Linked DNA regions of Homo sapiens: all the other regions are linked to region 1. Evidence: chromatin contacts called from ENCODE Hi-C or POLR2A ChIA-PET data. All regions are on one chromosome and are shown on one strand. The core of a region is the stretch at or near the end of the contact, and the rest is flanking DNA. Distances in the headings are between cores, read along the strand shown. Region 1 overlaps LINC03069 (long intergenic non-protein coding RNA 3069). Region 2 overlaps TCF4 (transcription factor 4). Region 3 overlaps TCF4 (transcription factor 4).

What was found. A loop is a pair of places that touch in the nucleus more often than their neighbours do. ChIA-PET counts read pairs that join two places held with the same protein, here RNA polymerase II (POLR2A). Pooled maps may share reads with other maps.
Region 2: a pooled map shows a loop between it and region 1 (10-fold over the local background). The contact joins two enhancer-like sites. A Hi-C loop is called at or near these places in 1 of 168 maps with a recorded cell type or tissue (endothelial cell of umbilical vein) and 2 of 50 pooled maps. POLR2A ChIA-PET finds 5 or more read pairs at or near these places in 1 of 52 experiments (A673).
Region 3: a pooled map of heart right ventricle shows a loop between it and region 1 (3-fold over the local background). The contact joins two enhancer-like sites. A Hi-C loop is called at or near these places in 1 of 168 maps with a recorded cell type or tissue (endothelial cell of umbilical vein) and 3 of 50 pooled maps.

What each region holds. Positions count from the first base shown.
Region 1 is chr18:56,081,076-56,085,407 of GRCh38, reverse strand. The region is part of intron 3 of LINC03069 (long intergenic non-protein coding RNA 3069); the gene reads left to right. All of the region lies in intron 2 of LINC01905 (long intergenic non-protein coding RNA 1905), which reads right to left. LINC01539 (long intergenic non-protein coding RNA 1539) reads left to right here. Exons shown (of 9, transcript NR_040026.1): 8 at 19-203; 9 at 1,458-2,052. Among named protein-coding and RNA genes, the nearest start is that of LINC01905, 41 kb to the right of the region's middle. Within about 2 kb of position 2,252, at least 7 of the 41 ENCODE cell types and tissues checked have a DNase peak (open chromatin) inside an H3K27ac peak, as active enhancers do; they include endothelial cell of umbilical vein, where a contact is called at or near this core.
Region 2 is chr18:55,335,719-55,340,050 of GRCh38, reverse strand. The region is part of intron 8 of TCF4 (transcription factor 4); the gene reads left to right. Among named protein-coding and RNA genes, the nearest start is that of TCF4-AS1, 110 kb to the left of the region's middle. Within about 2 kb of position 1,815, at least 16 of the 41 ENCODE cell types and tissues checked have a DNase peak (open chromatin) inside an H3K27ac peak, as active enhancers do; they include endothelial cell of umbilical vein, where a contact is called at or near this core.
Region 3 is chr18:55,513,408-55,517,739 of GRCh38, reverse strand. The region is part of intron 3 of TCF4 (transcription factor 4); the gene reads left to right. Among named protein-coding and RNA genes, the nearest start is that of MIR4529, 36 kb to the right of the region's middle. Within about 2 kb of position 2,324, at least 3 of the 41 ENCODE cell types and tissues checked have a DNase peak (open chromatin) inside an H3K27ac peak, as active enhancers do; they include endothelial cell of umbilical vein, where a contact is called at or near this core.

The DNA of each region.
Region 1 (4,332 bases), core at 1,003-3,502:
AAATCAAATTTCCCTCAGTGTCTTCCAGAGTCCTCACGAGTATCAGAGAAGGCATAATCTGTACACGTGGCTTCATTTAAAATGAAAATATCAAGCAGTGTCATTTTCACAAGTATCCCCACACTGTCTGAGGCTGAAAAGAAGAGTGTAGCTATGCACACTGCAGTGAGAAGAAAATTTCAGCTCAATTGGAGGATGTAAAGGTACAAGTAAGGTTTCAGCAGAAGCGCTCATGAACCCCACATGAAGTCTTTCTTCTTTCTTAGCTCATACCCCCTTTAATGCATGGATGCTGGCTTAACTTTATCAGGAGTCAGAATAGGCTTCTGTGTGTATTCTTGACTAGAAGTAAAACAAATATTTTCTTTCTAAAGTTATTGAGTCCCATTGATCTATGTGAAATTTCACCATTAGATAGTCATTCCTTTTGCTTGAAGGCTTTGGGACTGCAGAAATTCCTGATTAAAAATTAAACCTTTCTATGGTTCACGAGCAAAATAATTAATCGCCTAAATGACAATTAGGTCATTCTATAATTGAATAAAATTCCAATGATACACAAACAGTAAGTTCAATTGGGAACCATGGGTAAGATTCACAGTGTACAGCATGATCTGGAGAGACAAGCTTGGTTGGGGGTCTAAGTAAAGCATGAAATACAGTCGGGAGGGTCACAGAAAAGCATCGAAGACAACTCTTAGCCACTTGTAAAATTTTGCAAGAAGTTGCAATACTCCAGAATAATCACAATCTTTTCATACAGTGCTTCCCAGTTTATAACATGTTATTCTATTTAACACTCCCAGCATCCCTTGGGGTAGATATTTCTGGAGGAGGAAACTAAGGAGAGAAGGGATGTGACTCGACCGAGGTCACCCACTGTGAAATGGCAGGTCATACAACTCCTGAGCCCTTCTGAATCAACCACACTTTCTTCCCAGGCAGATGGGCTCATTCTCAGTGCCCAGATCTGAGCTCAACCATTCTCTCTCTGGAAAAAGACATCTCATGCCACTTTTGACACATGTCAGGGAACACAGAGATACATCAAAGAATACATTCTGGCTTTAATGCCTACCAGTGAAATAAAAGACTGGAGATGTGGCTGCGTGTGGTACAGGCACACACACCACAATGCACACACAGCACACATACAGGATCACTGGGAAGAGTGTCTGTTCTAGGTTCATAATTCAACCAAAATGTATCAGTGATTAAAGCAATTGAGCTTTGCTCCCATCTCTGATTTCGCCTTGACTTTCAGTCCTCTGCTTCTTTCTCCTTTTCTCCCCGCCCACTTTTTAGTGGCCTTTGTTCTTCGTTCCTGAGCCATCTGGTTGCAAAGTATGGTAGGAGCACAGTGCAGCAGGCACATGAAAAAGCAGTACAAAAAAAAAAAATAGTAGGAGTGAAAACAAAAGACATGAAGATCCTGAATTTTTAATTTCTCTTTTCAGATTGAAATACCACTGCTCCTAGTTCTGATGCAAAATTGAAAAGAGTGCACTGGGTCTTCAAATGGCATATTGACAAGGAGAAAGAGGAAAGGATGCCCCAGGACAGCCTGGGGGTCAAGGCTGGGCTCAGGCATGCCTGGACAAGCCATGCAAGTTGTCTCCGGACTTGAACCACGTATCAGAGGAGCTATTTGAGGAGCCACATCAGCATACCTGCTTCTGTGGGCCCCCAGGCTGTGGTGCTCAGCCCTTGCACTATGAAACATTTTTTTTTTCCAGAAGCCAAAGCTTTGAGCATCTCCTCCCATGTAGAGAGTGTATATGTTTACGTCCATGTCTTTCGCCATGTGAACGCATGCAACCACCACCTCAAATATCATAAATCCTCTCTCTCCCCCTTTCTGTCTGCCTGTTTATCTACAATCTGTCTATTTAAATTCTTTTTAAACAAGAAGGGAATATCTTTATGCCTGTTTGTAGGGATATTCTACATCCATCTGTTATTTACATCATTCGTTTTCCTGAGGTGTCTCCAACAAATCCTGGCTGGATGCACTGTATGTGTTATTAATAAAACAGCTGTAAAAATATTAACTGTACGGCCTAATTGTCAGCCCTGATTGGGAGCCAAGTTTATCCCCGGACGGATGCGGAGACTCAGAATTTGGGCTTCCATCCAGATCTGACCCTTGCAGCTCACTTTACATTTGATTCTTTGACCATTTAAGCTGTTCTGGCTTCTTTTTCCTCCCAGGGATCTGTGCACATCCGGCCTCCTGGCCTCCTGGCTCCTTCAGGTGGCGCTGGTCCAGCTTCCTGAATGTTCATGGCCAGGCCTTTCTCCTCCTCCCCCTACTTTTGTTAAACTTAACAGCCATATGCTATAGAATCACCTTCCAGTAACTTAAAAGATGAGTAGAAATATTGTCAGCATTGCCTCTCTCTGCACACTGGTAGGAAATAGCATTTGGAGAGTCTGCATTGGAAAACACATCTCTATTAAAAGCATTGGGTTAGGATACCAGAAAACCCAGAGTGATTGGCTGCAAAGTGATACTTCCTTAGTATCTGGAATCAGATCAATCTTTCAGCCAAACCTTCTGGATAGGGAAGATAAATGAAGAGGTGATAATACATTTTATTTTTAATGAAGTGCTCAAAATAAACCAAATGAGGGCAGAAGTTGGCAAATGAGGCATTTTTTTACTGTGCCCTCCTTGGGATAGTTGGATTAACCCTGACTGGCTTATACCTAAGTGAGGCTGAAGTGTTTACTGTGGGGCAAGACTGGGAGGACAGACATTGCATAGAAAAAAACTTGATTCTGCCAGTATCCAGAAAGCCTTGGCGTCGTCTGCATCTAATTCTTAGGTGATTTCATAGAAGAACGTCCTTAGGTAGGGTGGTATGATGGTTTGCTTCATTACACATGAAATACATAAATTATCTGCCAACATTTCATAGGCCAAAACATTAATGACACCATTCAAGCTCTTAGTCCCAGTAACATTTAACATGGCTGTGATTAGCTGTCAAAAAGTTGGATAAGATTTGATGCTTTATGTTTGTTTGTTTTTTTTCTCTACTGCGACTTTCTTCATGATTGCAATATTCCACTCCAGTGAAGGGTTTTGGAAATTTTACAGGATTGGCCTTTGATTTTGCTTATTTTTTTAGGAAGATTCCAAGCAGGCTCTCCTGCCATAGAAGATTACCTCTCATATTCTCTTAACCTCACATTTTCCAGGCCATCACTGCAAATGTTTCCAAAAAGACTGCTTGTCCTGGGGTCACCATTCCAATTCTCATAACCATTAGTATTGACAATCTGGTAGGACACTAATTGTTTGTTTGACTTTCACATTTTTAAACAATCACTTGTAAGGGGAACCCATATTTTTGTCTCTAACAGAAGTGATGAAAATTTAAAAAGAGAAACCAAAAACTTCAAATTACCAGTCCTTAAAAGAAACTGCAGCAGGATGTCAATGAAATCATCAAATACACTGCTGGAGAGCTGACCTCAACAGAAAATTTAACACTCCACTATCTTGCTTGAAAAATACAGATGTTTTTTATACATGGTCAATTGCCTTCCAAAAATGTCTGCATTGTAAAATGTTTTTGTCTAACAATTGGACTAGATTAAAGTGACTTCATGGAGACAAACTGTTTTTAGCCTTGAAAGAGCTAGTAATTATTAGATGTTTCAATGGAAGCTACCTCTTTTTTCCACCTTTGTTTACCATATAGTTACCTGAGTTTAAATGTGTTGGTGTTTCCTGACCCATATCTTATAAATGTATGACAAATTAAATGTCTTTTCAATGAAGCAAAAGGAAAATGTTTAATAGAAATCTTAACTTTCATGAGAGCAAGAACTTGCTTTATCTACCATATGTGTCTCCCATAGTGCTTAACAGACAGCTGTTTGCCAATAGAGCTCAATATTCATTGACTAATGACCAAGTTAATCAAATTCTCTACTTGGCATAAGAGGGAGGTCTAAGTTTCTTCCTGCTTTAAGCTTCTATATTGAACTCTTACATGGTAAAAAGACTTTTAGCAATTCTTTATTTTATTTAAATGTTCAACAGTGTTTGCTGAGTATTTTCTATGGTGCTTAGCACAGGGGTAGGCACCAGGATGGATTCATAAATAAATGTGAGACTTGCCTCCCACCAATAAAAATTGTATAATTTGTTTGTGGAGCCAGGATATCACATAGCAGAGGCATTGTAAAATCTGGAGTAGAATGGTAGTAACTGCATATAGGCAGATAGGGCATTCAATTTCAAGGAAAAAGGGCTGTGGGATTAGTTACAAGACAAAACTTCACATGAAAGACAATGGAGGAGCTGGATCATCTAGAAAG
Region 2 (4,332 bases), core at 566-3,065, 740 kb after region 1:
TTAGGCCTAAGATATTAGCTTTGCCTGGCAAGATGAAGATGTGTGGACTAGGTAGACCTGTGTGGCAGTCTGTTTCTTTTATAAAGTAAACAGAGTTCAGTTTGTTTAGGACTGCTTAGGTAGATTTCTTACACTGAGCAGGAATATTTGTACAGATGTTTTAAGGTAAAGTCAAAGAATGGCTAGATTGTAGCCTTTGACGCATTATAATGTATCTTTTCTCAGTGCCCCTGTTGAATTCACAAAAGAAAAGGTATTTTTGATCATCGGCTATGAGAAACTTAAAACACTTTTTTTTATATATAAAGGCTGATTTAGTTAACTCTTCTTGCATTTAAAGAAAAAAACATCTGCTGAAAGTAGGGAGGGGGGAGGTGTGAGCGGAAGCGTGGTCTCCACATTCCACAATGAATGTCTTTTCCCAGCCAATTTTAATTTGCAGAAAAACCAGGCACTGAGTTAGATTCCTCGGGAAAAGTCCCTGTTGGCTGATGAGCCCTGAACTTCTTCCGTGTACACCCTGAACAGGGACTGATGCTTCAGTTCACAGAGATAATTTTTCTCTGGAAAGCCGATAGATCCGATTTAGCCACCCCTCATTTGTAGTCATTGCCACCTTGTGGATTACAAAGGATATTGGTTTTCATCAAACTTCCATTTCGATTTGGCTTTTTATGGCAAGTACACGTTGGCAGTGGATTGCCGTGTTCCTCACCAAAAGGATCCTGGTTTGTTCAGCAACACCTCACTTCTCCACTCACAGTTCATTTATGATTCTGATGAGAGTGTTTTTTCAGGAAACACACATTTCACTTTTTGACCTAGGAGCATCTGTTAGAATTTTTTTTTAATACTACTTTGGCATTCTGAAAGTGTTAATGTCTTTCATATCTGTTTAATGCTATTTAGGGATATTTATGATCACCTCTTGGTTACTCAGGGTAAAGTGTGTCGCAATTTTTTTTAAACAGACAGGAAAGCATTCACATGAGGAAACAGATTGCTTTAAACATGTGCTTCCTGTGACAGTAAAAAGAACAAATTAGATTTAACACTGTGTAATGAATGCATAAATGTGTACATTTAAGCTTTTAAAAGCTTTATGTTCAGTTCTGGTCACAACAAAAATTGAGTCACCTGTAAAAATTAAAGATGCCCAGGGTACTCTCAGACTTTTGAAATGCCCAGCAATTGCAGTCCTCACCTGACGATGCCTCGTTGGAATTATAAAAAGCATGATCTATTAGTGCTGGAGAGAACTAGAACATTACAAGGCACATTCAGAGGTTAAACCAGGTTACAGTCAGATTCCGTACATTTAGCAAATAAATCAGAATTTGTTGTGGGGGGGAGAATACTTCACTCTCATCTTCCTCCCTAAGAATCAATGAAAAAATCAATTTTCGGGAACCCCATATATTCCTCTGTCTTTCATGAAAGAAAAAGAAGGAAACCTGATGTTTACTTACTAGCATTTACTACAATTTAATTATATAAGAAAATGACTCTTTTTCTTATGTAATTCAGTTTGTGTTTTGTATGCTGGCAGGGAGTGAATAGAATCTGAGTTAATATTTCCAGTTAGACTAGAGTGTGGAATTGGAGGGCCTGAATCCTCTCCCCGGAAGAAGAGGCACTCATGGCCATTTCTGTCTGAGCCTGCGGATAGTGCCTCTCCGTCCCCTGTGCTTTCAAAGCTAAGGATTTGTGGCACGCTTGCCATCTCTCTGGCCAAGGAGGGCCAGGAGAGAGTCCCTCGGGGGAGGGCACATAGTTTGAGGACATCTGACTCTCTTCTATCACATACTGAGGTACTAATATCAAAACAGACTGCTTGTCGTCGCACGGTGGGGCAGTGCTTTTTTTGGCTGCCGTGGTCGAAATGAAATGGGCAAGCTGTAGTCCGCTTGGCATCAGAATGGGCTAAGGGAAGCAGGGAAATCAGAGTCAGACTGTGAATGCAAGTCACAGCCAATGGTTAACTTCCTTTTTGTGTGTCACTTGGCAGCAGCGAGACTGATGGTGATTTTTTTTTTTAACATGGGTGAGAGTTCAGTGCCCTAGGAAGAGCCGTAGATGCTGTTATTGTGCTTCCTCATACAGTTGACTTGTGTTGATTTCTTGAGGCCAGTACAGCTGTTCCAAGAGCCAGCTCCAGGAGCTTTGTGTGTATGTACATGGCCATCGGACGTCGGATGAAAAAGGTAAACAGATGAGAGGTGATCCATACAAAATCTCACTGCTGATCACTAGGCAGTCTTAGGGGAATCAGGTTCTGGCATAAGGCAATAATACCAAAGAATAATATATAGTGCACTTGAAGGGATACTCCCTTGTATACAGACACCCAAAGATATTTTTAAATTATCACCACTCCGCACCCCTCATCTCACATACAGGATTCAAATCAATTTTGGACTGTCTGGAAAATGTAGGACTAAAATAGCCAGATTGAATTCAGATAAAATTACCTTCTGCTTTTTTGGGAGGTTGTTGCTTTTTGGTTAGCCACATTATTTTCTTTGAAGATTCATTTGGAAGAGAGTTTGGTAGAATTTCTAGCCTCTCTCAAGATTTTCCTCCCATTTCTCTGTTTGCAAAGAGCTGTTCCCCAAAGGCAAAAAGAGCGAGTTGCCATCTTGAGCGAATTGTATGTTTAGTGAACACCAAATGGTCTCAGAGTTACCCTAAATTTTCATTATATCTGGTTGCTTTCAAATACTATTTATTCCCCTCAAAACTCCTAACCATTTATATAAGATATCAGTAAGATGACCAACTTCTGACAACCCAAAAGCAGGGAAGGAAGCTTAGAAATAGAATACCATTTGTCTGGTAATTAGAGTGTATCTCTTAAGAGTTCGAGAGAATTCTGATTAACCTTTCTGTTCCCACATTCTCACGTAAAATTAGCACACCTTTTAAATTATTATCTAGTATTTAAACACATATTTTTGAGTCTTCTTAATGCAACAGGTTCTGGGGACACTAAAAGTGTGTTATAGTTTTCTAAAAAACTTCATTTTTCTTACATTTTAAATGTTCTGTTTGTGCAAAATTTCGAGAATCACCATAAGGGCTTCTTTGCATTTTTAATTTAGTAACTAACATATGAATAAATTTGCATATTAATTAGTTGCAGATTAAATCATGCATACATAATTGCCTCCTTACTGTGTTTAATGTTTGTCAAAATCTCCAGCCTGGTTTGATGGATGTCGTATGAAAGATTACAATTTGATGTACCCTTGGAAGTATTTACACCAATAATGCAAGATTCTTAATAGCAGAATTTTCTAGTTATATACAGTTACTAATAAACATGTAAGATAGGTACATGTCCCTTTGACTAAAATTTTTTTCTTTGCACCAAATCATTTACTATTCATAATCATTAATGCATCTCCTAATTATACAGCATATGTCTGTTAACCCTTTCATTGCTGGCCTTCAAATGGTAGCTTCTTTCTTTTTCTTGCCCCCTAAAGAAAGCAAAATTGTTTGATAATACTCTGAAATTACTCGATTGCCTTTTATTTATTTCTCTCCTAGTATATGGACAAACCTCATTTGCCATTTATTTTAACATACAATAGATAATTATATGATCATTTTGTATTTTCTAGTTAAAGATCATAAAATGACCCACGTGCACATGGTTAGTAGCTGATGGGCTTTTGCCTTTCTTTTACCAATGCTGAAAAAAATTGAAATATTTCAGATACTTCATATAGTAGTAAAAAAAAATGTATACACAGACATACTCTCTATTTAGGAGGGTAATTGTAGAATAAGTAAAAGTATTAAAATTATATTTAAATTCATTTTGAATATTGAAATGCATTTAATGTATCATGATCAAACATAGGATGGAAATGTGATTTTTTTTATTAGAATTGAGATCTCTGAAGTAGAAACTGACAAGAGAATAGATGCTCTTGATTTGACATAATTTTAAAATGCCAATAAATGTTTTCTCAAATTTCTTCAGGTATTTAATTTTTTAAGTTTTATCTTACTCATATAAAAAGTAGACCAACTGGCTTTTTTTTTTCCTTTTTACTATTTTGATGTCTAAGCTGCTTATCACACTGTATTACCCTGCATTAATGAGTATTCCTACTGTGCAAAATTCTATCAAAAATGATGGTGTGAATGTCATTTTTAATTGGAAGTTTATACAGTCAAATTTATAGTACACAACAAAAAATATGTATGTAGTTCTGCTCCAAGCCTTTTTTTAGGCTTTTGATCTTTTTAGTTTAAGTATACATTTTTATTAATCTAAGTGTCATTTGAAAATCTACACAAATATGACTACATTTTTTATTA
Region 3 (4,332 bases), core at 1,075-3,574, 570 kb after region 1:
TAAATCCTCTGGGTTTTACATTTGATTTACTTTCTTCCTCAGCCTTCCCATCTCATTTGAAGACACCTTTAGTTTTTTCATTTCTCAGACTTAACCTCTAGGGAATTATTCATATCTCCATTTTCTCTTATATTGTACATTTAAAGTCTTCCTAAATGTTGTTAGCTTATATTTATTATCTATCGCTGCATAGCAAACATTCCCCAAACTTAGTGATTTAAAACAATAACCATTTTATTGGCACACAAATCTGTATGTAGTTTACCTGCTTGGACTGAGCTCAGCCAGTTGGTTCTCTTGTTGATGTCAATGGTGGTCACTCATGAGGATACAGTCTGATGGCGGGTGGACAGGAGGGCCTGGTTGGTTTAGGGAGCCATCAACTGAATTGGCTCACTTCTGTTCCATGTGGTTTAGGCCTCCAGAGGATAGCTCAGGGTTCTTCACATCATGGTAGAAAATCACCCAGCCGCACAAAAGAGCAAGATCAAATGAGTAAGCACTTTTTAAGTCTCTGCTTACATCATGCTTGCAGATACTCCATTGGTCAAAGCGTGTCATGTGGCATAGTCCAGTATCAGGGTGCTAAGAAACTCCACAAAATCATGGGTGAAGGATGGTGTTATTCATTAGGAGCTCTTATTATAACCGTTTCCCACAAGGTTCTGACTTTTAAGAATTCAACCACTTTTCCTAACCTCTGTTGCTAGGACTTTGTAGCACTCTGGTAATAGTCTGCTAACTGGACTGCCTGCTTTAGCCCTTGACCTTAGTCTGTTTTTTAATGGAGCAGTGATCTTTAAAACATAATTCAGATGTTATTCCTCCTCTTCTCAGAACACTTCATTGACCTTACACCTTATTTAGTTAAAGCCAAAGACCTTAAAATGGTATGTGGCTTCCCTGGTACCTCTGTGATATCATTTGCTTTCTCTCCCACTCTACACCAGCCACACTCTTTCTTAGTGTTCTGCAAATGCACCATGCAAGCTCCCACCTCAGGGTCTTCACATTTGTTATCCTTTCTGTTAGGAACACTTGACTCAGGTTCTCCATAGTTGGGTCCTTCATCTCTCTCTTCACTCAAATGTCATATCAGAAAGCCTTCCCTGACCACACTCTTGAAGATTACAGTCATTTCCTCTTCTAATGCTCACCATCGTGTTTCCTACTTAGTTTTTCTCCATCCAGGCCTCCGGATCACTCTCCATCCTGCTCTGTGTCTCAAGAGGCTAACCTTCTACAGTTGCATAATCAGACTGCCTTTCTCTCGTTCTCTCAGTCTTCTGGTTGGGTTCACCTAATGGGAAGCTGTAGCTTTCCCTTCATTTTGCTTATAAACCTTTAAAAAAAAACCCAAAAAACCAGACAGTATATTATTTTAGATTTAGATAAGACCAAACTAAGATTTAGTGAGCATTTTCCATGAACCAATTTCTGTGCTTTCAGATATGTCATAGAAAAAGTTAAGTGAACTGTCATCCCTGTTTAAGAGTCAGGGATACTGAGGTTGAGGTTAAATGACTTGTTCAAGGTAACAGTTAGAAAATAAACAAACAAGACTTCCAAACTCACGTCCAGTCATCTTTTCCATCTACAGCCCTGTCTCCGTAAGTCATCACTGAATGATCGCTGTTACACACACCTTTGGAATTTGTCTTTTATCACATACACACCACCACCACCATTTTCTGGAAACTTCTTTTAAACCCAATCTGACTTTTTAATCAAGTCTATATTTGCTAGTCTCAATAGCTGTTACCTTCATCCTCTTACATCTAAGGGCATGTTCACCAGGAGTCTTTCTCCGGAATCACCAACCTCCTCTTCTCTCCTGACTCTTCAGCATTTTAATATGCTCATTTCTCCTATCTTAAAATTAAAGATGGATTTTTAAATTTAAAGATGAATTTAAATACGCCCACCCCCCTCCAAATTTTGAGACTAACTTTTCTCTTCATTTTGTTCTGTCCTTTTCAAGCCAAGTTTTCTCACACGACATTCTGTATATAATGTGCCATGATCTGGCTTCTTTCCACAACACTCTCTGAAGATTCCACCTCAAAACGTCATCAGTAGCATGTGTGATTGGCTTTGACCTTTCTACTGCTTTACCTCTTTGAAGCGTTGGACTTTGGAACACAGCCTTCTTCTATACCTCCTACTCTCTTTCAAAACTCAGCTCATGTCTACCTCTTCATGGGAGTTTTTCTTAACACAGAAGACTGATCTGATTGTCCCTCCAGCTTGTCCTCTTGTATGCTGGGGCATATGCCAGCAATCACAGCTGCTGAGATGCTTAGTCTTCCTGACGGAACTGTAGTTTTTGGAGTGGTCAGGATCATGTCTTCAGAACTTGCACCCCAGCCATGTGTCTGCACGTAGTTCAGTGACCAGAACATAGTCAACACTCAGTACATGCCTGATGAATGAACAAATGAGTGTGACCATACTTAACTTGGTGAGGCCATTTTTTTCCGTGAGTTTTATACTCTGGGTTGTTTTCCTACCTTGGATTCTCTGACTTTTTTCTCTCTCATCTACTTGCCTGACTTTCTTAGGTCTTTTAACTTTGTTTCTCCATCTTTACATTAAGTGTTGGGATACAGGGCTGAACAAGAACAGGTAACTGTCTTATGGCTTTACGTTTATGTGTTTTCCTCTGAAATTAGGCAAATTTCCTAATCTTGCTGAAGTTATTTTCATCCTTAAGAAAGTAATATTATAGGTCTTTATAGAGTGGGGCAGGATCAAATGAGCATGTTTATTAATTGCTTAGCATTATGCCTGGCACAAATTCAATTACCATTATATGGTAATAATTTTAATAGTAATAAACCATATATTACACATGTATTATTCATAATCAGATGATGTATGCATTATATAAAAATTGTACTATTCTATAAATATTGTAAAAAAAGAGTAAATAATATACATCAATTGCTTTGTGCATCCATATATTTTTACGTGTGCTCCTTTTATTAAATCATATGTTTTTCCTCAGTTTATTGGTTGCTTTTTACTTACCAAAAGCTTCTGTCCAAAAAAAATCAAATGCTGCGGCTGCCCTGAGCAGAGTTCACCTTGGAAGAGGCTTTAATTGTGATGAACCTGTAAGAACAAAGTTTAAGAATTGAGATAATCAGCAGCTGTGTATTTCTTTAAATTTTTATATTTAATGATTTATTTGAATTAACTGTTACCACGTTTACATCTTCTAGATTAGTTTTTAGGCCTTTACTTTTCCTTGGCTGTGGGTACTGACCAGCATGGTGGTAGGTATGATTGGGGTGTGTGTGTGTGTGTGTGTGTGTGTGTGTGTGTGTGTGTGCATGGATAGATGTGTGTGTATGCTCATGGATGTGCATGTGCATGCATGAATGCATAATATTTCAAACACATGCTCAGTGATTGAGTCACTGTCAGGAAGTAAACTTGGAGACCATGTTGCTCGATGCCACAATAGTCCTGTTATTGCATTGTCACCACAGGATGCCATTAAAATAGGTATGAAGAATGTCAGTGTTCATTAATTTGGTTCTCTTCAGAGAACATTAGCCATGGGGAAAAGATACAGTAGAAATCTGAGAAGAGATGGAAGATAGGAGAGAAACCTGGCTTTTGAAGAATGATCTTTGATCTTTCAGAAGAGGAATACATGTCAAGAGCTTATCTATGTGAAAGAATTTACATGCAAAGCAAATCAAGAACATAGATTTTGCTTATCTTTATAGATTATAGTTTCATCTTAGATGGCAAAGAAAAGCCAGGCTTCTCTATACAAAGGGATTTGCATGTTTATGATAACTCAATTAGCCTTAACAGAGACTACCAGTATATGCTGGCTGTCTGGCCTCAAACTTTAATGCATATGTATTTTCAAAGAGAACTAAAAGATTTTGGGATTGTAACACAGAGAAAGAAGAGATAGAGAATTATCAAACATTGGGGATCAGCTTTAAAATTATAAAACAAATTATATATGTTCTGAAAAATTACTTCAGGAATAAGCAGCTTTTTTTTAAATATGAGAAAGCAAAATCATATCCTGTATGCCATTAAAGGTTATTGCGTTTTCCAAATTTATAGTTGCAAGTGATGGAAATTTTCTTTAACAAACTGAAGGATGCATTTGTAGTCTAAATGGTAGCTTTGAGAGTAGTTAGATATTTATGGAAAAATTATAAGAAGCAATGTGCTTTTAAAATTTTTTTTTCAAAAATAGATATTGGTTAGGAAAACTACACTCTTTCACTATTTGGTAATGCATATTCTGACTCATTCACACAGTCATTGTGGCACCTAAAGTGTTGCAAAATTAGACATTTA